3 separate regions of the Mus musculus genome follow, and regions 1 and 3 are each linked to region 2. A link is a loop called in an ENCODE intact Hi-C map of the cell type or tissue named here. Cell type or tissue: gastrocnemius. All regions are shown on one strand. Each heading gives the region's core, and the rest is flanking DNA. Links, peaks and the distances in the headings are about the cores only. Region 1 holds the start of Gm40377 (a long non-coding RNA gene). Region 2 has its middle 17 kb from the start of Tmsb10. Region 3 holds the start of Gm31547 (a long non-coding RNA gene).

Region 1 (10,106 bases), core at 1,206-9,205, 290 kb after region 2:
GGAACTGCTTCCCGGGTTGGCAGAGGCTGCTTTTCAACCTACAAAATGTCGTGATCACTGCTGGAACTACGTTCTTTTTCTCCTCCGCTTTCTAACCGTGCCTTGGATAGCCACCCGCTAACAGAAGCCGAGAAAACAGAGTGCGCCTTTGAGCCCGCCTATCGTCAAGTAGATTATACAGAGCTGGAGTATAGATTACAGACCACTCAATCTACCCCACCTCTCCTCACACGCGCCCTGAGTATTGGGCTGACATTTTGTCTCTTGTCATGTGAAGTTTTCAGGGAACACATTACAGTTTTCACAAAACATTTTATTTTGTGCGCGCATGAGTGCTTGTGTGTGTGTGTGTGTGTGTGTGTGTGTGTGTGTGTGTGTGTGTAGGTTCTACAGTGTGTATGTGGAAGCCAGAGGAGAATTTAGTTCGGATCCGTTCTTCCATTATGTGGCTGCCGGGGATGAAAGTCAGGTCATTGCGCCTGGCAGCAGGTGCCTTTGACTGCTGACCGATCTCACTGGCCCTGGGGAGTGTTTAAACACTATATATATATATATATATATATATATATACATATATATATATATATATACATACATACATACATACATACATACACATACATACATACATATATATATATATATATATATATATATATATATATTTGGCAACTTGGCTTTTTAGAAGCTCATAAATTTAACATGACACATTTTATGAGTGCACACTAATTTAGCAGCAAAGGTCTTATTTAATGACGAAGGTCGGATGTTAGGAGAAAGATAAACAGGAAAGACCCATCAGGCATGCTAAGTAAGGCATCCAAGCAGCAGGATGGATAGCATTGAAAGGGCAGCCCTGGATCCTTGGGAAGCCGCACAGCCTCAGGCTCTCAGCCTCTCTCCCCACTTTTTGACTTCCTGCGCATGTCCTTATATGGGGTGCTGTCCCTTCCCAGGCCTTCAGTTCTCCACTTTAGGCTGCACGCTGTGTGCTGGAGAGGGCTTCTTCGGGCAGGTAGGATTTTGTACTCAAACTTCCACAAGACCACCATCAGAGGTGGGGGAGGGCGAAGCGCAGGGGGAGAAGGAGGGAGGGAGGGAGGGAGGGAGGGAGGGAGGGAGAGAGAGAGAGAGAGAGAGAGAGAGAGAGAGAGAGAGAGAAGCCCAAGCCTCAGTAGGCTGAGGTGTCACATTCCACTCTCAGCACTCACAGGAATTTCAACTTTGCCCCATTTGGCAGCGTCCCCGGACATCATTGGCCTCCAGGCTCTTGGCTTGGATTTTCTGGGACTCCCTGGCCTACTGTTTATTCCCAGTTTGTTCAAAGCAGCTTGCCACCATGTGTAATGTGCTGGCATTTTTTTTTTAAAGGAGGGTAGGGATAGCTTAATTTGTTGTTGAGTTTCTATTTCTAGAATTTTAAAATACTGGTTTTCCTTCACTTTAAATGATATTTATTTCTTGTCTTTGCAGGTAATATGCTAATGCAGAAGTTAGGGGCAGTGTTGATTATATTCCATTAGCCTGAGATACTTGTGACCCTGTCTCAAACTAAATCAATAAGATAAAATATACTTTCAAATTAAATCAACAAGATAAAATATACTCTAAGACTTGGAACCCTGGTGGTGATGGCGCATGCCTTTAAATCCAGAACTTGGGAGGCAGAGGCAGAGGCCAACCTGGTCTTTAGAGCAAGTTTTAGGACAGCCAGGGCTACACAGAGAAATCCTGCCTCAACAAAACAAAACAAAACAAAACAAAACAAAACAAAACAAAATAAAACAAAACAAATAGTAGCAAATAAAACAAAAAAACAAACAAAAAGACGTAGAATGTAGGAAATAATGTAAAATACTTCACTAATTTTTGTATCGACTACATGAACTAACAATATTTTAAGTGAATTGGGTTAAATAAAAATATAATTAAAATAAAAAACATGTGTTAACACCAATGGATTTTCTTTCTTTTAAAGATACTTAGTGAACATTTTGTTTATTTATTCGTCTGCTTGTTTGTTATTTCCTGCGGCTGTGTGTGTTGCCATGGCACACGTGTGGAGGTCAATGGACAGCATCGGAGAGCTGGTTTTCTCCTTTCTCTGTGGGTCCTGGCGTCAAACTTCAGGTTTCCAGGCTCGGTAGGTAACAAACACCTTTACTCTCTGAGATGAGTTGCCAGCCACACTGATGATCCTAAAAATTGTGTTGTCCATTCATGTTATTTGAGTGCGAGGAAAGGCAGGATATATTGATATTATTTTGAAGAAAATTAAGTATTCTTTTTAATTTTTTATTTTCTTTTACGTGAATGAGAGTTTTGCTTTCATGCATGTCTGTGCCCCTCATGCCTGCCTGGTGCCCTTGAAGAGCAGAAGAGGATGTCAGATCCTCTGGAATTGGAGTTACAGATGGTGATGAGCTGCCTTGTGGATGCTGGGAATCGAACCTGGATCCCCTGGAAGAGCAACCAGTGCTCTTAACTATAGAGCCATCTCTCTAGCACCTGTATTCATATGAAGAGACACCACGACCAAGACAACTCCTATAAAGGCAAACATTTAATTGGGACTGGCTTACAGTTTCAGAGGTTTAGTCCATTATCAATTATGCATGGTAGCATGCAGGCAGATATGGTGCTGGAGAAGGAGCTGAGAGTTAGTTCTGCATCTTGATCCGAAGGCTGCCAGGAGAAGACTGTCTTTCAGGCAGCTAGACACTTCCCCAGTGTCTTCACTGGCTGCAATATCTTTCTCTTCAAATCCTATTTCGTTGGCTCCTAAGAAACCTGGCAAGTACATCTGGCTGTGTCTTCTTGACCATGGTAGAGGCAGAAGAAGAAACATCTATGCGCTGATGACCCGGGAGCATGGCGTATGGCAGCTGGGGTCCTGACAGGAGCTGCTGTGATCTGTAAACATTTTCCATGCTTCCTTTCAGCTTTTAAAACTGTACACAATAAATATGCAATAAACACCTGTCTTAGTTAGGGTTTTACTGCTGTGAACAGGCACCATGACCAAGGCAAGTCTTATAAAAAAACAACATTTAATTGGGGCTGGCTAACAGGTTCAGAGGTTCAGTCCATTATCATCAAGGTGGGAGCATGGCAGTATCCAGGCAGGCATGGCACAGGAGGAGCTGAGAGTTCTATGTCTTCATCCAAAGGCTGCTAGTGGAAGACTGACTTCCAGGCAACTAGGGTGAGGATCTTATACCCACACCCACAGTGACACACCCATTCCAACCAGGTCACACCTATTCCAACAAGGCCACACCTTCAGATGGTGCCACTCCCTGGTCCAAGGATATACAAACCATCACAACACCAGACCTTATTTCTCAGAGCTAGGGACAGCCTAAGTACCCCTTGATCAACATTTCCTCATTTCTCCCTACTCCCAAACTGGCTTTCTTATTGAGTAGTTAATTGCGATTTTGAAAAACACCCAGAATGTCCGAGTTAGTTTTAACTGTCAACTTGGCAGAGCCACCTGACGCAGTCATCTTAGAAGGCAGTCTCAATTGAGTAACTACCCAGATCAAACTAGACTGTGGGCATGCCTGTGGAAAGAATGTTTTGATTGTTAATTGGTATACAAGGGCCAAGGCCACTGTGGGTGACACCATTCCCTTTGCAGGTTGTCCCAGGCTATGTAAGCTAAACATGAGCCTGAGCAAGCCAGCAGGCAGTGCTCCTCCATGGTTTCTGCTTCAATTTCCTGCTTGGGTTCCTGCCCTGACTTCCCTCAATGATGAACTATGACCAGGAAGTGTAAGCCAAATAAATGCGTTTTTCCCTAAAGCGGCTTTTGGTCTGCATGGGCTTTTTTGGTTGTTTTGGGTCCTTTTTTTTTTTTTTCCAGCCACAGAGTGTGACTAGAAAACAGATTCTAGCCAAAGACAGCTAGATTGTAAAGAGGCTCGGGGAGTAGAAGTAACCTGTGAGAGAAGCAGTGTTCTGTACTGTGTGGACCACTGTTGATCACTGCACCTGCCCAGCTATTGTTTGCTATTAACACTAAAAGATGCCAGCCAGGCACGGTGGCACAGACATTTAGCCCCAGCACTCAGGAGACAGCCTGGTCTATAAGGTGAGTTCCTGGACATCCAGAGTTACACAGGCAGATAAATAAGCAAATACATAAATAAATGACATAGAATATGCCACCACAGCATCAGAGATGCAGCCCACGTTCCCCTTCTTTGGTAGCCATAATCTCTCATTCTGCCTGTGGGTTTTTTTCTCTCGGGTTACTTGACCTGTGAAATGGAACAGTCTATCGTCCCAGTTGTCAGAGAGACACGTAGTCTTTCCCCAAGGATTTCATTACTTACCGCAACAGAAATTACAAGTAGACACCATTACTAAAAGCACTTTTTAAAAAAGAAAAAGGCTAGGAGGCTCCGGTGGTATCTCAGCTGGTAATGTGCTTACCTTGCAAGCATGAACAAGACTTGAGTTTGCTGCCTAGAATCCACACGTGGGACCCTGGTAACGCTCGTGTTGGGGAAGCAGAGGCAGGCAGATTCTTGGGGCTCTCTAGTCAGCCACCCCAGCTTAATCAGTGAGCCTCAGGCCAACTAGAGACCTCCAAGGTGAACAGGGCCTAAGGAACACCACCCGTGGCATGCACATGCACTCACACTCACACTCACACTCACACACACAGTCACACACACACTCACACACATAACAGTCACACACAGTCACACACACATACACACACTCACACACACAATCACACACACTCAAACACACACACTCATACATACACTCACATACACATACATTCACACACATACACATTCACACACACAATCATACACACAACTCACACACACACTCACACACATAACACAGTCACACACAGTCACACACACATACTCACGCATTCACACACACTCATACACACACACTCATACATACACTCACACACACTCACATACACATACACACACACATTCACTCACATTCACACACATACTCATACATTCACACACACTCATACACACATACATACACTCACACACTCACATACACACACATACATTCACACACACACACATTCACACACACACTCATACACACTCATACACACACACACACACACGCACAGATATGACTTCATTTTTATAAGCGCTGACTTCATATAAACTCAGAAAGTATATGGTAGAAAGCCATAAATGTTCATGACATACATCTGTGTGATAGCCTTTGGCTTTTTATATTTTAAAATAAAGACTTTATGCTATTCTAAATATCAGAAAAGTGAGTGGGTGTAAAACTGACACAAGAAGGTACAAACTTTGGCAGAAATCAGGGTGGAACAGATCAGGGACAGGGTAATTTAACCTTCAATGAAAAGAAATGGTATCTGGCCCAAGAGATGGTCCAGTGGCTAAGCAGGCTTGCTGCCACAGCTGACAGCGGAAGTTCGACTCCCCAAACCCACACAGTGGAAGGGAAGAGCTGATTTCTGCAAGTTGTCATCTGACCTCCGCCACCACATACACAAAATAAATATTTAAAACCCCTTAAAAAAAACCGAGTCTGTTCTATGACAGTGAGAGGAAGATGGAGGGTGAAGTGAGCAAATCGGAAGATTTAGGTAGGGCCAGGTTCTATTTTCTTTATGAAGCAGGAGATATGAAGAAGGATAGATGGATAATGGTAAGGGAGAATTTAAATTTCAGGTCCTGTAGACCTTTGGAAATTGTGTTTACGGTTGTGTATACATATTGTTTTCTATAAATGTGATCACTTCTTAAAGGACTCTGTGATCGATTTTTCCTCAGACCTGGGAAGGTGGTCTCTATCTCTTAGCTTTGTGTGTGTGTGTGTGTGTGTGGGGGGGGGGGGGGGGGCGTCGGCTTTGCAAGGTTTCCTGATGCATAGTTTGTTCCTTTGGCGCCATCTTGTGGTCAAATGAATATACTACAAAATAAGTTAGGAATTGTGGCTCTAGTAGTTTCTTAGACTTGTAAAAAACTTGAGAGATTAGTTTCTCAGAAGTTATGAAAGTCAATAATTATTACTATATTTTCTTGTAGTTGAGACATTGTTTATATATATATACATATATACATATATACATATATACATATATACATATATACATATATACATATATACATATATACATATATACATATATACATATATACATATATACATATATACATATATACATATATACATATATACATATATACATATATACATATATACATATACACACACACACACACACACACACACATATATATATATATATATATATATATATATATGATAAACCATGGTCAGTCTTGGGTAGTTCTATTCTGGGAATTAAAAGTTTTTGGAAGGGAAACATCCCCTTTTCTTCAGAGGATTCCAGTGTGCAATCAAGTCCCAGAGCCTCTGGCTTAAGTCCTTAATCTTCACAGTGTGGTTTGCGGGCTAGTAGCATTGTGTCATCTGGAACTTGTTAGATACACAGGCTCTAACTTCCTGCCTCCAACTCCCGAGTCAGCCAGCACCACATTTCGAAAGCAGCAATTCCTGCATGTTAAGTTTTAAGGGCTGTCCTGGACAAAGGGTCTCTAGAGTACTCAAGTTAGGAGTGGTGCCCAGCAAGTAGGCGTTTCCTCCCCTCCCTTCTTTCCTCTCTCCCTCCCTTCCTTTCTCTCTTTCTTTCTTGTTGTTGCAAATATTTAATCTCAATCAGGGGTTTCTACCCAGCCTTTGATCATTCAGTTCTCAGATAAAAGATACACAACCTTTATATGCACTAGAGCTGGGTAGGTATCTACCCTCTGAGCTATTAGAATCTATTTCCCCATCAGTAACCCCGAGTTATAACTTGCTGTGTTCCAACTGGGCAGCTCTTAACTCCAGTTGGCCATTCCTTGGGGCCATGTTTTCATGACACACCCACCCCATAGCATCTTCTCCTCTCTCCGTATCCCCACCCTGCTCCCAGGGCTCCTGCCTCAGACTCCCAGCCAGGGAACCAAAACCCCACCTACCTCTCTTCTGCCCAGCTATAGGGTGTCAGCATCTTTATTCAACCAATAGTTTTAAGTTAAGTTAGTTAGTGGATTCACTAATCCCTGGAGGCAACCAGGCGTTGAGGGCCAGTATTTAGCATTACAACACATAGCAAAAGACAAAACCTCAACTGCCTTCCTTCCTTCTTTCCTTCCTTCCTCTCTTTTTCTTATAACACAGTGTTTGTCTGTGTAGCTTCTTGGCTATCCTGGAACTCTGTAACCAGGCTGGCTTTGAACTCAAGAGATCCGCTTGCTTCTGCCTTCTAAATGCTGAGATTAAAGGCTGCACCACCATGCCTGACTGGGTTTCTCCTGCAGAACGTATGTTACTCTATGACCCTGTGAGAAGACTTTTACTGTAAGAAATCCCGTCTGTGGCAGAGCCATCAGCTCTCTTCTGCAGTATCCTCACGATCTCCTTTAACACATTTGAGGACAATAGCATTCTTCCCTCATTTCTTCTCTGAGCCTTTACCCTCCTAAACACCCTGTGTCTTAGGTCTACGTACAACACTTTTGCAGAACTTTTTTCTGGTAATTCCACAATAAAAATGACTGTCAGAACTGAGGGTGACCAATCTTCTGACTGATAGAAAGTAACAAGGAGCCACAAGAAACTCTAGAAAGAAAAATGATTCTCTTCTATGTTTGTTATGTCATAACATATCTGTAAACTCAAAGTCCCTGTTCCTGCCCCTGCTACTGTCGCTTACTCTTTTCTGATTGGCCACATCATGCTGAAAGAACCTAGTGGGGAAACCCCCACTCAATTGTCGTTCGGCACGCACCCAAGAATCACGAACAGACAACCACGAACAGACGACCATCTTGATGTAAAAGCATGAGGTAGTTTAATGACGGAGCTCCGGGCCGACACATATCTCTCGCAGGAGACAGAGGTGTCGACCACATGGTGGAGCCATAATGGCGGAGCTCTGGTTCGAAACTTATCTCACACAGGAGACAGTGGTTTCGACCCCGAGGCTTGGAAGCTAGGGACTTTTATAGAAAAGGGGTGGGGCTGGGGGAGGAATTGGTGCGGTTTCACATGATTGGTCCATTTAAACATCAACAGACTGTCAGAAGGGCGGGAGATAGGGAGGTACCAGGCCAGTCAGGACAGGTAATGATGGGCCTGCCCGGGCATGTCCCGGCCTGTTCTGCTATTTTTTTTAGCCCCAGGTTTTAAAGCTCACAAACAACTCTTTGGGCTATTTGACATATTTCCTTTCAATGCCTCCTGACATCCTTGCATGTTATGATCATTCCTTAAAACTAAGCAAGTTTCCCTGTTAGCCAGTCCCAGGCGAGTCCTTCTCTCCATATGTTAGCCTAACATCTCACTCCATCACCTGTCTTTGGGCTGCTGCGCCTGCCAACAGTACCCCACTCTGGCTTCCTTTGGGTCATTTGAACTACATGTGTAGCTACCCCGTCTTTGGGTGGCCATTTCATTTAAAGCAGTGGTTCTCAACCTGTGGGTCATGACTCCTTTGGGGGGAAGGGGGTTACATGTGAGATATTTAAATTATGATTCATGATAGTAGCAGAATTACAGCTAGGAAGTAGCACTTAAATAATTTTATGGCTGGGGGTGGGGGTCACCTCAACATGAGGAGCTGTATTAAAGGGTCACAGCATTAGAAATGTTGAGGACCACTGGTGTAGGGTCTTTCAGAGACATCCAGTGCCATCGTTTTCACCGGCCCCTTTACTTTAGGAATTGAAATCACCTAAAGTTGGCCAAAATTTCTTGCCTACAGGATGTACAGTGCCTCTGAGAGAATTTTGCAATATTTGTTGATTTTGAAAGCTGGGGATGGATCTGGAGAGAGGTCTAAGCTGCGAGGAGCACTTAGAGGACAGGGGTTCAAGTCCCAGCGCCCACAGAGCAGTCCAAAACCACCTGCAACTCCAATGCCAGGGGACTCTGACTCCTTTTCTGGCCTACAAGGGCAACAGATGTTCATTGGCTTTTAAAACCATTTGATCAAAGGCACAAGGATATTTTTTTATAAGGAACTTGTTCTTAGCTTTTTAAAGAGGGTGTGTTCAAATAAAATATAATATAGATTGATATAACCGATAAGGTAACGAGGTAAAGCTATCTGTTTTGAATGAATAGTGTGTTAAATACAATTAATGAAACATGGGTCACAGATATACATTACCTCATTTTGTTCAAAAGAATGGTATACTGTCCAGGCAAACGTATAAAACACAGGCTATATAGTGTCTAGTCTGTTCAAACAGTGTAATATAGAATCTGTATATATACAATATCTTGTCCATATATGTAGCACACAGCACAGGTCAGCTAACTGTATACTCTGGGTTGAATTCAGATTGCTACCTGGTTTTATAAATAAAGTTTTATTGGGTCAGTGTGCCACTTTGTTTACATACCTGTTCACAGCTGGTTTGGTCTTCAACAGCAGAGGGCAGAGGGCCCTGCTGGGTGTTTGTTGAATGGCTTCTGATCATTAAGCTCCCTCAGAACCATGGAGACCAGCAAGCACTCCATAGATTTGTTTTCTTGTGGGCTGGTTAGTGTCAGGGTACAGACCCTGGGAAGCCCTAGCAAGCTAGACTTGACCATCCATCTTGGATAGGTCACTTAAATAAACAAGCAATGCAAAACACTAGAAAGGTGAGATTTACTCAATGTGGCTGCACTGGAGAGAAGAGAGAGAGAAGTCCAGGACTCCCCAAGTCCATACTCAGGGTTTCAACAAGAGGCTTGGCTTCCAGTGGGAAGCCAGAGGTGTGTATGGCTAAGCCTTCCTGGCCAAGGTGCGATTCCACCGGCACTGTCTGGGCTCCGGGCTCTCCTGCACGGCAGTCTTAAGTCTGAACCCAATGAAAACTCTTTCTGGGAGACAGGCTCCCTCTCTGGCTGCCTTCAGCCTTCTCCCTCTTCCAGCATTAGATTCCATGAGAAATGCCAATTTCCTGGGGGCCACTTGTCTACTCTGGTAGGCAAAGAAGATCAAAAGCAAGCGTCTCTTTGGAATATTCTCATCCCCGCTAAGGTGGTTACGTACAGAACAGCTTCCTTTCAGTACA
Region 2 (10,106 bases), core at 1,197-9,196:
ATTCTCATCAACCATTAATCAGGAAAATGCCTTAAATCGGGTTGGAGAGGTGGGTCAGTGGTTAAGGTCCTGAGTTCAAATCCCAGCAACCATGTGGTGGCTCTCAACCATCCATAATGAGATCTGACTCTTCTGGTGTTTCTGAAGACAGCTACAGTGGACTCACATATAATAAATAAATAAATATTTTTTAAAAATTAAAAAAAGAGAAAATGCCTTAAATCTCTGCTGTCAGGCCATTCTGATGGAGGCACTTTGTCAGTTGGATAGCGTCCAATAGCAAATGAGCTTTGGCTGGAGGAAGGGTCTCTTTCTCCAGAGTTGTGCCCACTTAGGTAGCCAACATGGGGGCCTTTGAAAAGTAGCTTTCCAGATCGGGGGTCAGGATGGATCCATTTGCAGCTGGGGCGCTACAGGTGGGGCAGCGGGATCGGCATGGACCATAGGGATTTGGCAGCAATGGACGATTTGGCAGCAATCAACAAAGATATGTCACCATTTCTCCTTAATTCTTTTGTTCTCATTTTTTTTCCCTCCTAGGGACTACACTTCTCTTGTGCAAAGTCAGATTTCCCAGAGTTTATTACTGCAGCAGCGCTGGTAACTTTCTGAGCGCAGAAAGAAGCCCCGTGGTCTGCACAATGGTAAAGGCGCCATTCGACAGAATGCTGTGGAGAAATGAGATCGGGGAGGAAACTCTTTGTAGACCAGGCTGGCCTCGAACTCAGAAATCCGCCTGCCTCTGCCTCCCGAGTGCTGGGATTAAAGGCGTGCGCCACCACGCCCGGCGAAACTCTTGAACTGATCTGGAACACCCTGTAACACATACTGGTAGGGGGGAAACACAAGGCAGCTGTGTCATATTATACTATAGGAAAAAAAGAGGAAACTTTTTCTCGTGCGAATACAATGTATGTATAGAGAGCATAGTAGATTAGCATGGGGCTGTGGGTTTAATCCCTATCACATTCTCTGGTCCCAAACTCATTCTCTACTTTCTCTAGGTTTGGATTATTTGGGGGAAAGGTATGCCAGATCAAAAACTCTGTCTGTCTTTGTCCCTGTCCCTGTCCCTCTACCCCTCCCTCCTTCCCTCACCCACCCCTAACCCCCCTCGTAGTTTACTATATAGCCTTGAACTCCTGATCCTGCCGTCTCTTCCTCCTAAGGGCTGGCATTATAGGAACAGCCTACTTTTTCGGTCTTGGGCTTTTAAAATTCAGAAGTGGTCACCACCAAGAAATTAACTGAATGTGAAGCTGGTTTAGGGATCACTGCTCTGGTCTCTAGGGCGGGTGCCGTAACCTCATGGCTTTACTCTTGTGGTTTGGTGTCTGTTTCATTGGTGGCTTTTCTTCACTTTTTACTGCTTGGATCACAGGACAGAGCACTGTACTGTGATATGCTCTGCCTTTCCTCCCCCCCATCCCCTACTTTAAGAAAGAGTGTTTCTTTGTAGTCCAGGCTTCCTGCCTCAGCCTCTTGAGGGCTGGGGTTACAGTTGTGTCCCACCATGTCCTGCCTCAGTTATCCTTTGCCCAAAGGCAGTCTTGGCACTTCATTCCTTAGGTCGACATAGCATGAGTCTACTGTCTGTAACAGCTGCTTATCATAGTGTTAGCTTTCATTTGCTACACTTCTTACAAAAGAAGAGAGGCTTTGAGGTTTCACAAATTCAGGGCTTGCTTCTGAAAAGGTCCCGAATCTCAGACTTCTGGGTCACCTGCTTAGGGCTAGCCTGGCTAACTACTGGCAGCTGTGTGGCTACTCCATCAGCTTGGTCACTATAGCTTACCAGATGTAGATGTTTTCTGACAAGTTTGGTCCCTGGTCAAGGCTCTGTCTGTCATCAGCATTTCCTGTTCCAGGGGGAAAGTCCCCTTTCAAGCCACACATGTTTAAAACTGAAACCAGAGTCTAACGGCTACCACGTAGGCAGGACACTACCGATGTCGGGATTCTGGTTCCTTCTAAAACCTGCCCTGGGAGCTCAAGGCCACAGAAGCTCAGGGAGCCCAGCTTCTGGCAGTATCAAAATCTGGATTAATTTTGTCTCCATAAAATAATTTTGTCCTCTGCCTTTCTCCTTCTTTCAAACCTTTTCTTTTTACTTTTCACATTTTAAATTTAGCCCAATGTTGTAGAGTACACCCAGAGATGAAAGGGACCTAGCAGGTGATCCTCTCGTCCTTGGAGGAAGAGAGTCAGAGGCATCTCCCTTATTTCCTTTGGAAAACTCAAGAGAGGGTAGTACCTCACGGGCCAGGCATGTAAGGCAAATGAGAGTAGCTTTCTTGGGTTAGGCTCTGAAGAGCTGCGAGACCTTGGCTTCCATTCATCAGGTAGTGCTCTCCCTAGCCTATATTTATTTTGTTTCTTTGTTTTGGGGATGGGAAGGGGATGTAAAACCGTGTGTGTGTGTGTGTGTGTGTGTGTGTGTGTGTGTGTGTGTGTGTGTCTTGGTAGAGTGCTTGTCTCACACACGCAGGGCCCTGGGTTCAGTCCCCAGTACCGGGTAAACCAGACTGCAGCACTTGGGAAATGGAGACAGGAAGGCCAAAAGTTCTAGGTCATCTTAGCTATATAACAAGTTAGAGTCAAGACTATGCTGTGTGAGACCCTGACAAAGAAATCAACAAAAGAGAATCTGGCCATGAGAAACCCCCAATAAAAGTAACTTTTCAGTTACACTCGGGCACTTATTTATGATTCCTCTTTGCTTTTCCTTCGTCTAAAAAAAAATCTAAGGAATATATAAGCACTCAATCAGGCCTCTTTGCAGAACAAGAAAAGTGTGATGATGTAGGTGTCTCTTTAGTCCGAGCTGGTAACGGTAGGCTTGGACTGGCACGGCAAGCAACACACTGTAAAGCTTCTTACCTGGTGGGACTGATTAGGTCAGTCTTGTCATCATAGAAGATGCTTCAAGAGACCAAGTGTCTCTTCAACCAGCACACCTTCAATCCCAGCACTTAGTAAGCAAAGGCAGGCCGATGTCTATGAGTTCAAGGCTAGCCTGGTCTCCATGGCAGCTTCTATCTGAATGTGTTGTCACAGTTGTCACTGGCCTGATTATCCTGTAGCTCCTTTTCTACAGGAGATAGCTGGCTGGACCCTGGCCTACACTGGCCCTAGCTGACTGAGAATTCTTCCTTTCTTGTTCTAGGGGTACTGGGGTGCTCCCTGCACCCTCTGCCTCTTCCAGCTTCACTAGGAAGAGTCTCTCCTCTGAGACCCTCATGTGAATCTCCAGGTTGCCCCTTCTGTTCAACACTTCTGTATCCCGGGACACTTCTCCATTTGTCTAGCCACACAGTTCCTCCTCAGATCTCCCTTCCCCTACCTTTCAGACATTTCCCCCTCTATTTCCAAAGGAGAAAGTCATCCCTATTGTGGTAGTTTGAATGTAATTGGCCCCCATAGGCCATAGGGAGTGGCATTATTAGGAGATGTGCCCTTGCTGGAGGAAGTGTGTCACTGCGGGGTGGGCTTTGAGGTCTCCTTGCTCAAGCTACACTCAGTGTGGCACACAGTCTCCTCCTGCCTTTGGATCAAGATGTAGAACTGTCAGCTCCTTCTCCAGCACCATGTCTGCCTGCAGGCTGCCGCACTTCTTGCTATGACGATAACGATAATGGACTGAACCTCTGAAGTCCTTAAGCCAGCTCCAGTGAAATGTTTTTCTTTATAAGAGTTGCCTTGGTCATAGTATCTCTTCACAGCAATGAAACCCTAACTAAGACAACTATATAGATTCAATATCTTTAAATTTGGAAGTCAAGACTCAGTCATTTTGGTCTTTGACTGCTGTAATCACCTGCCCATGAATCAACGGGGACTTGTATCTTTCTATAAATGTTGGTATCCTTTATTTCATTTATCCATTGTAATTAAATACAATTACAATGTATTACAAAATCCAATGTAATTGACAGATACATTGTCATACTATTGATCTTGTTGCTGGTATACCTTTGAACAATTAGTTATCAGATCAGTTGAGACAGGAATGGGCCCATGACATGGCTTAGGGGGTAAAGGCACTTGCTGCCAAGTCTGATGGCCTAAGCTCAGTCTTCAGGGTACACATGGTAGCAGGAGAAAGGACTCCTACAAGTTGGCCTCTGACTTCTATATGCATGGTGTAATGGACTCAAGCCACTCCCTCCCATACATATATATATGAGGAAAATAAATAGAAATAGTTTTGTCTGTTTGTTTTTAAAGACAGGTTCTTTCCACATAGTCCTGGCTGTCTTGAAACTGCCTCCCTAGTTCTGAGATCACAAGCTTATGCTACTGTGCTTCGTTCTATTCCTTTGTTTGCTGTCTCTGGTATGGTGTGGTCTCTAGGTATTAGACTATTCTCTGAGTTTTAATTTTTGTTCATGATCACAGAAAAGCCAATATGAAATGTGTCCATTTATCTGTTGCTATACCAGCAAGGGCCACTAGATGGTGGACTTTCGCCCTTTCTCAGGTCTGGTCTTTGCTTAGCCTGGTTCCACAGCCTAGGTGGATTGAGATCCTTGTAACCTTGTATAAAAGCTATCTGTTTCCCCTCAAAACCACACAGAATTCATTGGGCATTCCCGGGCAGAACTGAATTCCAGTTGAGGGAAGGTGATGGTATCTTGGAAATGGGACATCACAGTGATGATAAAGGTGAACAGGAGAGCTGCCCTTTAGTTCCACGTCTGAAAGCCAGGTAGGGTTTAGCCAAGCAATCTGTGATTGGGAGCTTGGGCACCCACAGTTGTACAATGATAGTGATAGAGGGGCTACTCCCCCAACATCACTAACAGGAACTGGATTCTGGCACCATAAAAAGTTACTCATGGGCCTTCCTTGTCACAGAGGGAGATGCCTCTGGGAAAATTGACAATGTAAGGGTGCATTTAGTGGGCAGTGGTGGGGTCTGGTGAGAGAGAAAGTGCCATTTAAAGGGATTCAACTTCAAAATTGCTTGAAAGAAGCCTTTCTTAGCGACTCACCCCTGTAATCCTACCTCTTGGGAGATAGAGGCAGGAGATTCAAGCAGCCCAAGGTCACTCTTGCCATATTATAAGTCTGAGGCCAGCCTGGGCTACATAAGATCCTGTCTCAGGTTTGTTGTTATTGTTGTTGTTTGCTTGTTCTTTTAACTGAACAGGGCTAGCTGTGGTTGCTCATACCTGGAATCTAATTCTTAAATTTGAGGCCAGCCTTGGCTACTGGTTAGTGAATTCAAGGCCTCACTATTTAGTCTAAATTAAACACACACACACACACACACACACACACACACACACACACACACACTGAGAATATAGCTCAGTTAGTAGACCCTTGCCCACCATGTTTAGAGTCCTAGTTTGATCCCAGTCAGTGCTACCACATCTGGTAGCATAAATATACCTCAGGAGGTAGAGGCGGGATCAGAAGTTTAAAGTTATCCTTAACTACTGTCTTAGGGTTTCACTGCTGTGAAGAAACACCATGACCAAGACAACTCTTATAAAGAAAAACATTTAATTGTACAGTTTCAGAGGCTCAGTTCATTATCAAGGCAGTGTGTAGGCAGACATAGCACTGGAGGAGCTGAGAGTTCTACATCTTGATCTGCAGGCAGCAGAAGGGGTCTGTCTTCCACAGGCAGCCAGGAGACGGCTCTGATTCCACACTGAGTGTATCTTCCATAGGCAGCCAGGACAAGGCTCTGATCCCACACTGAGTGTGACTTCCACAGGCAGCCAGGAGACGGCTCTGATCCCACACTGAGTATATCTTGAGTGTATATATGAGATCATAAAGCCTACCTCCACAGAGACACACTTCCTCCGACAAGGCCACATCTATCCCAACAAAGCCACACCTTCTAATAATGCCACTCTCTATGGGCCAAGCCTTCAAACACATGAATCTATGGCAGGGGGGGGGGGCAAACCTATTCAAACCACCACATTCCACTCCCTGGCTCTTATAGGCTTGTAGCCATAACACGATTCAAAATGCATTTAGTCCAATTTCAAAAGTCCTCCTAGACTTTCACTGTTTCAACAATGTTTAAAAGTCCAAAGTTCAAAGTCTTTACTGAGATTCATGCAATCTCTTAACTGAAATTCTCTATAAAATAAAAATAAAAAAACAGATCACATATATTCAGTATTACAGGATATATATTACCATTCCAAAATGTTATAGTGAGGAAATACTGGACCAAAGCAAGACCAGAAACGAGCTGGGCAAACTCTAAGCTCTGTATCTCCATGTCTGATGTCCAACTCCTTCCAGCACTGTTGACTGCAACACAATTCTTTCTCTTGGGCTGGTTCTACTCCCTGTTAGCCACTTTCCTCAGCAGATATCACATGGCTCTGGCATCTCTTACATCTTGGGGTCTCCAAGGTAACTTCAACTTTACAGGTTCTTGTTCCAGTGCCTGGGACCCAAACATGATCTCCTGGGCTCCTCCAAAGTGCTTGGGCCACTTCTCTGCAGCACTCTAGGCTCTGGCTGACTCCACTCCACTGTTGCTGCAGTTCTTAGTGATCATCCCATGGTACTGGCATCTCTAATATGCTAAGGTCCTCTGCTACAAGTAGGCTGTACTTTCACCCATAGTCTCTCATAGGCTTTATTCATGATGCCAAGCCTCAACTTCTTTGCATGACCCCTTCAGTCCTGGACCTTCAACTGCCACTGAGATTGCACCTTCACCAATGGTCCTTTCTGGTCTCTCACAGTGCCAAGCTTCAACTGCTCTCCATGACCTCTTCATGGTGATGGCCTTCAAAACCAGTCCACCTGGGTGACTCTTACATATATTACCAAGTTCAGTTGCTAGAACAATGTATCTCTGGAACACAGCTTCTTTGTGCTCTCAGAAAATACTTCCCAGAAGATTTCAAGATTTCACCTCAGTCATGCTGGTCTTTTCTTTTCTTTTCTTTTCTTTTCTTTTCTTTTCTTTTCTTTTCTTTTCTTTTCTTTTCTTTTCTTTTCTTTCTTTCCTTTTTTTTTTTTAACAATATCAGCCAGAGAGTGGTGGTGCACAAACACTTTTATTTGTTTGTTTATTTATTTATTTATTACATGTAAGTACACTGTAGCTGTCTTCAGAGGCACCGGAAGAGGGCATCAGATTTCATTACGGGTGGTTGTGAGCCACCATGTGGTTGCTGAGATTTGAACTTCGGACCTTCGGAAGAGCAGTCAGGTGCTCTTACCTACTGAGCTATCTCACCAGCCCCCTGGTCTTTTCTTAATCACCACTAATTTCATAGTTCCAGCATCAACTGTCCCAGGGACCCCTTCTTTGGTTTTTCAAGGCAGAGTTTCTCTGTATAAGCCTGGCTGTCCTGGAACTCACTCTGTAGACCAGGCTAGCCTTGAATTCAGAAATCCGCCTGCCTCTGCCTCCTGAGTGCTGGAATTAAAGGCGTGCGCCACCACCACGCTCGGCTGACCCCTTCTATTCTTGACTCTAAAACCAGAGCCATGTGTCTGAAGCCGTCTGGTACACACTGCCTTGATAATGAACTGAGCCTCTGAAACTGTAAAATTAAACGTTTTTCTTTATAAGAGTTGCCTTGGTCACGGTGTTTCTTCACAGCAGTGAAACCCTAAGACAGTAGTTAAGGATAACTTTAAACTTCTGATCCCGCCTCTACCTCCTGAGGTATATTTATGCTACCAGATGTGGTAGCACTGACTGGGATCAAAGTAGGACTCTAAACATGGTGGACAAGGGGTCTACTAACTGAGCTATATTCTCAGTGTGTGTGTGTGTGTGTGTGTGTGTGTGTGCTGGGGCTGAAACATGCCTCTCATTCTATTATATTATCACCAGCTTTCTGTTTTCCAACTCCTTCATTGCCTAAGCTTGGCTGTCCTTTTTTTTTTTTTTTTTTTTTTTTTAAAAGATTTATCTAAGTACACTGTAGCTATCTTCAGATGCACCAGAAGAGAACATCTGATCTCATGACGGATGGTAGTGAGCCACCATGTGGTTGCTGGGATTTGAACTCAGGACCTTCAGAAGAGCAGTCAGTGTTCTTCATCTCTCCAGCCCCCTAAGCTTGGTTGTCCTTAAACTTGCTCAGTACCAGGCTGGCCTTGAACTCAGAGATCTGCTTGCCTCTGTCTTCTGGGATTAAAGGTATGTAACATTATGCTTAGAGCTAAGCTTTTCTTTAATTCCTTTTCATAAGTTTTTTATAAGCATGGTTACTATGCCTCAAGATCTGGATCATAGGTGTGCATTCCATACTGGATTGTAGTTTATTCCAGATAGAGTCAAATTGTCAACCAAAGAGAATAGACACCACAATCCATCCCTTGTCAACTGAAGACACAATCATAACTCCTTATGTCCAGATGGAAACAATAACCAGGTCACACAATGCCTAACTTGATATGGCTATCCCTTGTTCAGCTTCTAACACATAAACAATAAGCTTAGCTGAGTGGGATCTTACCCAGAGGTCACCACTTCCTTAATTCCATTTAATATCCTTGAACACAGGATTCAGCTCCGTTACACTTCCTAGTGCTCCTTTAATCTTTGAGCCACACATTAAGTATTTTAGCCCAGTTGCTACTATTGTTCTCCTCTGAAATCTCTCAAGCTGGTTCTCCACAGGCAATGTGGCTCCTCTCCTCACCACTGTCTGTCTTCCAAGCTCATAATGGCTCATTAAGCCCTGCTTATAACATTTAACCACTTTCCAAGCACAAATTTCCAAAGCCTTTTACATCTCTCCAAAATCCACCATTATCAGTTTCCTCACGGCAATAGCCTGTTCCCTGTTGCCAACTTTTGTACTGGTTACTTTTCTATTACTATAATAAAACACCATGACCAAGGCGACTTAAAGAAGAAAGAATTTATTTGGTTTTACAGTTCCAGAGGCTTGGGGCCTGTAATGGCAGGGACAGCACAGCAGCAGGTGGCGGCAGAAATGGTGGCTGGGCGGTAAGCAGAGAGTTGAGATGAGATCTTATTTATTTTATGTATATGAGTACACCATTGCTCTCTTCACACACACCAGAAGTGGGCATCAGATCCCATTACAGATGGTTGTGTGCCACCATGTGGTTGCTGGGAATTGAACCCAGGACCTCTTGAAGAGCAGTCAAGTGCTCTTAACCACTAAGCCATCTCTCCAGCCCAGAGAGATGAGATCTTAGATCCTTAACCACAAGTAGAGATAGTGAACAAGGAATGATGCTTTGTCTCAAAGCCATTCCCAGAGATGTTCTTCCTCCAGGAAGGCTACATACAGACTTCTTTAAATAGAACCACCAGCCGGGGAACAAGTACTCAGATGCTAGAGCCTACAGGCCAGGAACAAGGAACACAAATTCTAGACAAAGCAGTGCCCATAGTTTGGCTGTGGTGGCACACACTTTTAGTCCCAGTACCCAGATGCAGAATCAAGCAGATCTCTGTGAGTTCAAGGCCAGCCTGGTCTACAGAGTGAATTCCAGGACAGCTAGGGCTACATAGAGAAACCCTGTCTCAAGAAAGGAAAAGAAGCAGTGGTCATTTATATGAGTTTATCATAAAGAAGAGATACAAATGGCTAATAGCATATGGGAAGATTTCAATCTTGTTATTATACATGTTAATATTATTAATAATGAGTATCATTTATTCATTATTATTTTTGCAGGGCTGGGGATCAAACATGTTAGGCAAGTTCTACCTTTGAACTTCAACTCCAATCTCAGCTCTCTATCTCGATAGAGGTGTGAGATACATAAATCTATTCATTCGAATTCTAGAAAACCATACACAAAATTTACAGCAGTATTTATCTACCTACCACCTACTTACCTATGTATCCTATTTGCTTCTCCATTTTTACTTTATTATTTATTTATTTTAAAATTTAGAGACAGTGAGTTTTTTATTTGGTCTTACTAAGTAGTTCTGGCCAGCCTCATGGATATTGTCTACTGCTGCTTCTTGTTGGCATTAACTGTATGTAACACTTTATTAGGCTTTTTTTTTTTAGAAAATATTTATCTTAATTTTATGCATATGAATATATCTTTTTCTTCATATGTGAGTGCCAAAGCGCATGTGTGGAAGTCGGAGGACAACTTTTGGGAGTCAGTAC
Region 3 (10,106 bases), core at 970-8,969, 69 kb after region 2:
TATAGTCAAGAGGAAGGCTAATACAGACTCATACAGTCTAAGAGGAAAGGCTCAATGGAGGAACTGCTTAGATAAGATTGGCCTATGGACATGTCTGGGGGGGGGGCGGGGTTTGTCTTGATTTTATTAGTTGATGCAGGAGGTCTCAGTCCACTGTGAGAAGCACCATTCCCAGGCTTGTGCTATAAGAGTATATGAGTGAGCCAGAGAGTAATCCAGGGAGCAGAGTTCCTGCATAGCTTCTTTTTCAGATTACCATCTTCAGATTCTTGTTCCTGGATTCTTTCAATCGAGGAATGTGACATGGAAGTATGAGGTGAGTAAGCCCTTTTCCTCACCAAAAATGTTTCCACTCAGAATAGCAGCAACAGAAAGTAAAGTAGGATGGGATTTTACAAACTAGGACCTTGACAGAAGCCATCTAGGAAAGGCTATGAGAGCAAGCAAGTCAGTTTCCTGGAGATGACCCACTGTTTTACATGGCCTTCAGTGGGTACATTCTGGACAGGTACAGCTCCAGAGACTTCATCCCTGGATTGCTTCTCTCTGCTGATGTGCCTTTCCTGTCACTGTTTCATAGCCCAGTGATTCCTGGGCAAATTTCCTGCAGATCAACATGAAGATGACTTTCCATGAATTAATGCTGTTTAGATGAATTAATGACTTTATAGAATTCCTGATTTGATTCAAATAATTTTAGGGGGAAAGTTTAAAGAGACGGTTTTAGTTGTTTTGCCAGAAAGATGTAATAAAGTTAGAATCAAGAATAGAATGTGCCCCCTCCTCATAGAATAGTAAGTAAAGTCTGTATAATGAGGAATATAAAGAGCTTTCATAAACTGTACTAAGAAGAAAAATAGGTTTGGAACAGGTTTGTGCTCAAGGGAAAACATTCATTCTAGGTCAGGTCCAAGGATGAGGCCATAGGTGTGCACGAATAAAGCAAGACCATGTGAAACTGTGGCTTTGAACTTATATTGAGCTCATAGACTAAAACGATGCTTTGAACTTCTTATCAGCTTCCTTCTGTAGCTCCCCTTCTGTGTAACCTTTTACCTATGAGGTAATCTTATAACGAACTTTTGTTTAAGAAGGTATAAATTGCCAGAAAGAAGAAATAAAGTGTGGCTTTTGGGGCTCTGCCTCATCCAGTAAATGTATATATGTATACATGACTGTCTATATGTTTGTACATTCATATGTATGTAGGTATATGTGTATGTATATAAATATGCAAGTGCACTTGTGAAACTGATGAAACAGGTGGTTGGTCTTGACCAGTGTGTGTGTGTGTGTGTGTGTGTGTGTGTGTGTGTGTGTGTGACTTCCTTCCTTCCTTTTCTTTTCTCTTTGGCTCACGAAGAGTTAGTAGGGAACTCTGATTCTCTTGACTGGTCAACAAGGGGTCCTAAGAGAGCCAGGTAACTAAGCGTTTGTTCCCCCTTAATCTCCTGCTGCTGTCAGCAGGGGTTGAAATGCCAAAGTCAGCAGCGTTTGGCCACAGACTAGCAAAGAGTTAAAGAGTTAACTTGCCCGAAGAAAGCAGAAGCAGCTTCGGCTGGTGTGCAGTCCCAGACTCCACACTCCCTTTCACTGCCTTCCTGGGGAACTGGATGCTAAGATAACTCCTGGCAGGACCTTGTCCCTAATCTCTTGGGTTCAGGTTCCTAACAGGAACAGGGACTATTAGAAAAACCAGGGAGATGAGGGGTGCTGTGGTCTCAACATTCACCTCCAAAATTCAGGTGTCGTAGTGTGGGACTTTTAAGAAGGGATCCGGACATGATGTCTCCTTTCTTAGGTATGGAATTCAGGCCCTTAAGAAAGGGGCTCACCCGGAGCTGGGGATGCAGCTCAGAAGGAAGAGTCCTTGCTTAACATCCGTGAAGCCCTGGACCTCATCCCTCGCGCCACACAAATGGTTGGTGGCACATGCCTATAATCCCAGCATTCAAGAAGCAAAGGCCAAGGATCAGAAACTCGGGCTATCCCCATCTGCATAGCGAGGCCAGCCTGAGCTATGTGTGATTATCTCAAAAAACAAGGCAGGAGGAGGGGCTTACACAGCACTGGGCTGAGTAGCGATTCTGCTTTCTGTCACACGAGGACATAGCAAAAGACCCCAAAGACTTATTTGATTTTGAACTCTATTTCAGTTCTCTTTGGATTAGCCAATCTATGTAAATGTCTGTGGATGCGCACTCATTTAGGACAAGGGCCTTACCTACAGGTGGGAAGACTAACACACTGGTAGTAAATCTCTCCAACTTTCAGGGCCTGGGCTGGAGCTAGGGCTGGGGTGGGGTGGGAAGATGGCCTGGGGGGCTGAAGAGAGTCCTTTGCTGATTTGAGACCGTAAATTCATAGTCTCTAGAGAATTGAAAATGTCTTACTGAAGACTTCAGGCAGTGTCCACCTGGTCCAAATTGTACTTTTTCAGCCCAGGAGAGAACAGCCCAGTAGATGGAGCTTCTTATGTGCAGGTGTCTGAGAAGCAGATAGAAAAGTAGTTGTGGGAGATTATACACCATATACACCCAGGAAGAGGGGGTGAGAAAGTACCAGAGGCTCTTCAGTGTCAGGGGCTTGGTAGAGTCTGGCCAGCCCCTATTCCAGCTGATGCCAGCATTTCCTGTTCCCTCCTAGATCTCCAGTGCCAAGGAAAACATGTAGCTGGCAAAATACCTTGAGTCTGGCTGAATCCAACCATGATCCAGTGAGCCTTGCTCTCGTGATGTGGTCTCAAGTGTGTTTGGGGAACTTGGTACGTGTTCTTCCCCTCAAGGAGAATCATGCCACATCAGTGCATCAGAGAGTTGAAGTTCTGGGACTGGGGAAGTGGCTCAGAGGGCAAAGAGCTTGCTGTGCAAGTCTGAGGAGCTGAGTTCGGATCCCCAATACCCACTTCAAAAGCTGAGTGTGGTGGCACAGGTAACAGCAGCTCTGGGTGCTGGTGGAGACTAGCTGTAATGGCGCTCTCCGAGTCAGTGTATGGCCTGCCTCAAGAGATAAGGTAGAGTCTGATAGTTAGCCTCTGCCTCGTGCAAGCACATATCTACACACATGCATGTGCACACGTACTTTAAAAAAAGAAGGAAAAAAAAAGAAAACTTCTAATTAACAAAATCAATAAGAGGCCTGAGAGATGGTTCAGTGCTTAGGAATGGTTGCCACTCTTGCAGAGGACCCAAGTTTGGTTCCCAGTACCCACAGAAGACGGCTCGTAACTGCCTGTAACTACTGCTCCACGGAAATCAGACTCTTTAGCCGGAATAGCTCTCAGGTGAGAGGCCCTTGCCTTCTGTAGAGCTGAAGAACAAAGACACCGTGTATGCACACTAGGGTGTCCCGAGGGCAAAGACTAGAAGTCACACGGAGCACTAAATATAAAAAAAGGCAGGCTTAGATGTCACCCAAGGATTGGTTGCAGCTAACAGGCATCTTCAGAAACAGACAGGCATCAATCAGTGAAGGTTACTCCAGGAGCCCACGTACAGGCAGAGGTTTCAGGGGATGTGGTACAGAGCATGCGCCAGCTGTCAGGGAGCAGAAGGGATCAAGGCTGACGCCTTGAGAATGTGCATGTGACAGCTCTGCTCTGCAGGCATGGGAGTCGTCTCCCCTATGGGGACCAGTATCCCTTTGCACAAGGATGCTGGGGTGGAGAGATGGGAACCAGCGGGTGTGACTGGCAGTGCATCACTTGGTGGGAAGGTCTGAGGAGAAGGAGTGGGGAGGTACTGAGGATGGACACTGCAGGCTGAATCCTGTCTCACCCCAGCAGGTGGCATGCCACTGACAGCAGGGAGGGACAGAGGACAGAAAGGCTTTCAGAAAGCCCAACCTGGGCTTCTTAAATCTTTCTCCACATGTGGCTCCTTTTGCTCACGGGTATACAGATGAGACATTCCCTGGCAGTAAGTCACAAAGAAATTTATTCGAGAATAATTCTTTCATGACTTTAGAGATGGTTCAGAAGTTAAGAGATTTGCTGCTCTTTCAGAGGACTCTAGTTTGGTTCCCAGCACCCACATTGGGTGATTCATAACAGCCTGTAACTCTAGCTCCAGGGATCCAACACCTTCTTCTTAAGTCTCCACGGGCAACTCCACACACACACACACACACACACGCACACGAATAAAAAATAAATTCTAAGTTCTTTTGGCTGAATTTTTTTTTAAATGTGCATATTCATGTGTGCGTGTCTCAGATTCAGAAAGTGGCCATTTCTCTTTATTTGCCATGTGAGGAACTTCCTGATTTATTTTTTGCCTGGTTGAGGTTTTTTTTTTCCTTCTTGGCTTTTCTTTCATCTGCCTTCCCCCTTTTATTCCACAGAGCCGTTAGTAACTGTCCTGCCAGGTTCTGCAACCCTGTAGCTCAAAGCTGAGGTCAGCCCTGACTGGTGCTGGTTTGGGAAGGAGAGCCCAACTTGAGGCGGATGGGCTCTACAGCTGCTCTAGGAGACTGCCCCCTAGTGGTTGGAATCCTCCTAGCGGCCTGGAATTCTCACCCTCAGCCTCGCGGGAGGAAACTTCATCCTTATGAGTTTCATCCTAGACAAAGGTGGGCAGAGGTCCTTCTAATGGCTCATGCTTTCATCGAGTAAAGGCATTTCCTGCCAACCTGGATCTTCAGAGTTCAATCCTGAGACCCAGAAGCCCTCTCTCCCTACAAATACAGGCAAATAAAAACTTGTAAAAAGGATGTCTGGAGACTAGAGTCACCTTTAGAGGAAAGCTAGAAGCAAGTTTGAGTTTCCTATTAGCTGTGAAAATATCTGTTCCCTCTGGGAGAGGCCATTCAGGTGTGAGTACAGGCCAGGGTGAGGGAGGGGACTGGTGGCCAGTTCCTGAGCACGTCACCTGGTGATAGGTTGGCCACCAACCACCGGAGAACAACTTTCTGAATAAAACCTTCAAAAAGATACAGGGTGGGAGGCTGGAGAGAAGGCTCAGTAGTTAAGAGCACGTGTTGCTCTTGGAGAAGACCAGAGTTCAGTTCCTAGCTTCTATATGGGTGTCTTAGTTAGGGTTTTACTGCCGTGAAGAGACACCATGACCAAGGTAACTCTTATAAGGACAACATTTAATTGGGGCTGCCTTACATACAGGTTCTGAGGTTCAGTCCATTATCATCAAGGTGGGAACATGGCAGTGTCCAGACAGGCATGCTAGCAGAATACTGACTTCCAGGAAGCTAGGTTGAGTGAGGGTCTTAAGCCCATGCCCACAGTGACACACCTACTCCAGCAAGGCCACACCTCCTAATAGTGCCACTCCCTGAGCCAAGCATATACAAGACATCACAATGGGATAGCTCACAACCATCTATAAGTACAACTCCAGGGATGTTGTACCCTCTTATGACCTCCTACACACACACACACACACACACACACACACACACACACACTAAAATGAATCTTTAAAATACAGGACAAGCAGGGTTTGCATTCACTTTGATTTTTTTTTTTAAGTACCCCCAGAGCTCCCTGGGAATAAACCACCAACCAAAGAGTACACATGGTGGGACTCATAGCTCTAGTTGCATATGTAGCAGAGGATGGCCTAGTTGGTCATCAATGGGAGGAGAGGCCCTTGGTCCTGTGAAGGCTTTATGCCCCAGGGGAATGCCAGGTCAGGAAGTGGGTGTGGGTGGGTTGGTGAGCAGGGGGAAGGGGGAGGGAAGAGGGGGTTTTTGGAGGGGAAACCAGGAAAGGGGACAACATTTGAAATGTAAATTAAATATCGAATAAAAATAAATATTTGATATGCAGGGCCTACAGGTTAAAAAAAACAAAAAAACAACAGCAACAACAACAACAAAAAAAACGCCAGTGGCCTCTAAGCCCTTTCCAAACGTCTTTAACTGACCTGCCTTTTATGGTCTGTCTTTCTGGACACACTGTGGATCTGTTTGTTACCAAGAAAATGCCATATACAAATCTTGGATTTTCATCGTGGGCCCGGGAGATTGGGAGAGTAGCCTATGAGGATACATGGGGAGAGCCAAAGGTATCAATGTCATGGATTTGTGGGTGGCTTGGAGAACCAGGTAAGAACTGCTGCCCTTGGTGGACTTGAACGTTAGGCCCCTCATGATGTCCTGAGCCGCAAGTGTCAGGGAGGGAACCATGTCACACGAATAACTCTTGGCTGTACAGAGACAAGAATAAAAGCTTTTCCCCGTGCTTGGCCATTGGCCAGCTTCGCTCTGGAAGTCCTGGATCCAGAAGCCTTGGCACTGGAAGCCGTGTGAGTGTGTGTGTATGTGTGTCTCCATGTGTCTCTGTGTGTGTATCTGTGTGGAGTATGTGTCTGTGTGTATGTGTCTCTGTGTGAGTGTGTGTCTGTGTGTGTCTCTGTGTGAGTGTGTGTGTCTCTGTGTGTGTGTGTCTCCATGTGTCTCTGTGTGTGTGTGTGTGTCTGTGTGTGAGTGTGTGTGTATCTGTGTGGAGTATGTGTCTGTGTGTATGTGTCTCTGTGTGAGTGTGTGTCTGTGTCTGTGTGAGTGTGTCTCTGTGTGAGTGTGTGTGTCTCTGTGTGTGTGTCTGTGTGTGTCTCTCTGTGTGTGTTTTCCATCGCTGCCACCCCACTGCTCCTGTCTAGAGATTTAGGGCTTCCAGGCCAGGAGGAGCAGAAGTCCCAGGACTGATGCCACTCGAAGTTCATCGGATCCACACCATTCAGTTAAGAGTGTCTGGAGAGGAGGTGAGGCAGAGGAGGTGGGCAGAGCATGTCTGCATCTGGGTTTCCCTGGGAATAGTGAGTCAAACAGACACAGGAATGTCCTTCGCACTGGGAGAGATGGGAGGCCTCTCATCGGGTAACCTTCCCTATGTGCCTGTCGCCCCATTTAAGGTAGTTGCTTTGATTCTAGCCTTGTGTGTATACCTGTTAGAACAAATATGGATGTGTGGATGGGCCCATTAAAGCCTGAATGTAGTGAGAATAAAGGTCACAAAGAACTCAATTTTCACCCCCTTTTTGGAAGTTCTGTGACCATTCTGTAACTGTTCAGAGCTGGCAGCTTTGTAGAGACAAGCATGCTTGCTAGAACTGGTCCTCAGAGAAAGTACATTCTTAGCGTGGCTAGGTTGTGGGTCAGCAGTGGATAGAAGAGTCTAAATCCAAGGGGCAGGAAGCCTCCGGCAGAATTATACCAGAGAGGCTGGAATCCAGGGTCCCTTAAACGAAAGCGAAGGCTGAGCTCCTCTGGTGTGTTTGCAGCTATGTGCGTACTTGGGCAAACTGGAAAGCTGTTGATCCTGGCTTCGTGACGTACACAGTCTGGTGACGAAACCAGATTCTGAGTCAGTAAGCCAGGGAAGCACAAGCATTGTGGTGTGTGGTCATATGTTTGTGTGTATGTGTGTTGGAGGGTACTAGTTACAGTTTGGGTTTAGAGGGAGCCTCTTCAAGGAAGTTTTCTTCTGGCTGATATCAAATGGGAACCAGATGGAGTGGAGTCTGAAAAGCAGATATGTGGAGTCTGGATCGGTAGATGCTGAGATCCTGTGTTGAGTAAGTGCTTCACAAACATCAGGGTGGATGAGGGGGAAGATCTGGGGCATAGGGGACTGTAAGGCTGGTTTTGTGTGTCAACTTGACACAGGCTGGGGTTATCACAGAGAAAGGAGCTTCAGTTGAGAAAATGCCTCCATGAGATCCAGCTGTAAGGCATTTTCTCAATTAGTGATCAAGGGGAAGGGCCCCTTGTGGGTGATGCCATTCCTGGGCTGGTAGTCTTGGGTTCTATAAGAAAGCAAGCTGAGCAAGCCAGTGGAAGTAAGCCAGTAAGTAACACCCCTCCATAGCCTCTGCATCAGCTCCTGCTTCCTGACCTGCTTGAGTTCCAGTCCTGACATCCTTTGGTGATCAACAGCAATGTGGAAAGTGTAAGCTGAATAAACCCTTTCCTCCCCAACTGCTTCTTGGTCATGATTTTGTGCAGGAATAGAAACTCTGACTTAAGACAGGGACTGAGTGAAAGTTGGTTCTGGAGGGAGTGATCCTATGAGTGATAGCAAGATGAAGCAACTCTGGCTGGAACCATAGAAGAAAAAAATAATTAGCTGCAGGACATGGTCTAGAGACAAAAACAAAGAGGGAAGAAGGGAGGGAGGAAGGGAGGAAGGGAGGGAGGGACGGCATTCCTTGCCCACAACAACAGGGAATTACTGAGAGGTCTGACCTCTGGTGTCCTGTGTGTCTTGCAGTTTAAAAGATTTACTTGTTTTTATATGTATGCACCTGGCTCTGTGTACACATATCATGTGAGTTCAGGTGCTCATGGAGGCCAGGAGACGGCATTGGCTCCCCCAGACCTGGATTTCATAAAAGATTGTGAGCACTGGGCATTGAACCTAGGTCCTCTATAGTAGCAGCAAGTGCTTTTGCACCAAGCTCAGTCCCAAATTTCATTTTTAAATGCATAAGAGCTGCCAGCCTGGAGACAGTGAGGTAGGAGGCTTAGCAACTGCCCGCAGCCATGGTGGCTCTTTAATCTTCCTCACTGATGGAATATTAATCTGCCCTGTGTAGTATTTGCAAGTTGGGCCACTTCCTCTCAAGGTGTCCATGGGTTTAGGTATTTTATGCCTCAGCTGAGCTGAAAGGATCAGGTGAACTTGAGGTCATGGGAGCCTCCCCTTGTCGTGTCTTGGCGTGCCTGCATGGTGTTCACACAGGCCCAGACTAGGGTAGATGAGAGGGGCCGAGACCCAGGGAGGAATCCTCATGGCCTGGCTGTGCTCAGCGGTGGTCAGAGAGCTAGATCCATGCCCAAGATTACCAGAGGCTAATGATGGGCGAACTCTGAATTGAGCTTTCCTTTATCAAGGCCCTTAGCACTCACTGAACCGTGGGACAGTTGGCTGGTCTCCTAATGTTCTGCCATTTGGTTTCTGGTGGAAATGGCCCCAAACACCTAATTAATGTACTAATACACATTCCTGTCTTTAAAGAGGGGAAGATAAAAAGCCACTGGGTGGACACAGAGGCGGGGTGGGGGTGGGGTGGCTTGGGAACGACAGCGGTTTCTAATGTGCCTGAGTCTGTCTTTCTCAGGTCCCTGTCACGGACAGGTCCCTCCCTCTGCCCCCAACTGCAGCTTCTTGGCATGCAAATTCTTACCACAGCCATATGGTGGTCATCAGGGCTGGTCTGTCCCTCTGGACTCCTGCGGTTTGGGTGCTAATGCTGGCTTTCAAAACAGAGACATTCCTCATTCAGTAACTCTGGGATCCGGGCCAAGACGTTGTCTGATCTCTTGGAATTTAAAAATGGTCATCTTTATAATTCATAGTCTGGGGGCTGGAGAGATGGCTCAGTGGTTAAGAGCACTGACTGCTCTTCCAGAGGTCCTGAGTTCAAATCCCAGCAACCACATGGTGGTTCATAACCATCTGTAACAAGATCTGACACCCTCTTCTAGAGTGTCTGAAGACAGCTACAGTGTACTCACATATAATAAATAAATAAATAAATAAATAAATAAATCTTTAAAAAAATTTCATAGTCTGGTCTGATCTTGATAGACCCAATTGAGAAGAATTCTTGTTTTCTTTGAGACAGAATTCCACTATGTAGCCCAGGCTGCTCTTGAACTTGGAATTCTCCTGCCTCAGCCTCCTGAGTGTTAGAATTATGATTTCTGGCAGGATGAGACACTGATAAAGGAAAATACACATTGGAAATGCTTCTCTTTTCAAGGACTGATGGGCAGCTACGCAGCAGTGTTGGGGGGCTACAGTCATATGACACAATAGTGTATGTCCTAGGGTTTTACTGCTGTGAAGAGACACCATGACCAAGGCAACTCTTATAAGGACAACATTTAATTGGGGCTGGCTTACAGGCTTAGAGGTCCAGTCCATTATCATCAAGGTGGGAGCGTGGCAGTGTCCAGACAGGCATGGTGTAGGAGGAGTTGAGAGTTCAGCATCTTCATCTGAAGGCTGCTAGAAAGTATTCTTCCAGGCAGCTAGAATGAGGGTCTTAAAGCCCACACCCACAGTGACACACCTACTTCAACAAGGCCACACCTTCTAATTGTGCCACTCCCTGGGCTAAGCATATACAAACCATCACAGGGTGTAA

The links. A loop is a pair of places that touch in the nucleus more often than their neighbours do. Peaks named below come from ENCODE experiments on the same cell type or tissue, not always from the same donor. Only the 100,000 strongest peaks of a DNase experiment are listed, where the experiment ranks them.
Region 1: a loop joins it to region 2, with 7 times the contacts of the local background. A loop is called at or near these places in 27 of 42 quality-filtered maps.
Region 3: a loop joins it to region 2, with 5 times the contacts of the local background. A loop is called at or near these places in 36 of 42 quality-filtered maps.

Annotation. Positions count from the first base shown.
Region 1 is chr6:73,222,088-73,232,193 of GRCm38, forward strand. It overlaps Gm40377 (a long non-coding RNA gene), which reads left to right and starts at 710. Exons shown (of 3, transcript XR_869180.3): 1 at 710-1,015; 2 at 2,066-2,143; 3 at 3,644-3,747. It also overlaps a transcript of Dnah6 not described here. In gastrocnemius, for the core only: a CTCF peak has its summit at 5,936 (motif pointing left); a DNase peak (open chromatin) is centred at 1,232; H3K27ac peaks cover 1,165 bases.
Region 2 is chr6:72,936,216-72,946,321 of GRCm38, forward strand. No RefSeq gene overlaps it. Among named protein-coding and RNA genes, the nearest start is that of Tmsb10, 17 kb to the right of the region's middle. In gastrocnemius, for the core only: a CTCF peak has its summit at 4,440 (motif pointing right); a DNase peak (open chromatin) is centred at 4,467.
Region 3 is chr6:73,005,809-73,015,914 of GRCm38, forward strand. Gm31547 (a long non-coding RNA gene) reads left to right here and starts at 1,292. Exons shown (of 3, transcript XR_377768.3): 1 at 1,292-1,921; 2 at 2,647-2,764; 3 at 4,342-4,923. Gm20560 (a long non-coding RNA gene) reads left to right here and starts at 6,102. Exons shown (of 4, transcript XR_001785283.2): 1 at 6,102-7,529. In gastrocnemius, for the core only: a CTCF peak has its summit at 4,475 (motif pointing left); DNase peaks (open chromatin) are centred at 4,470 and 6,211.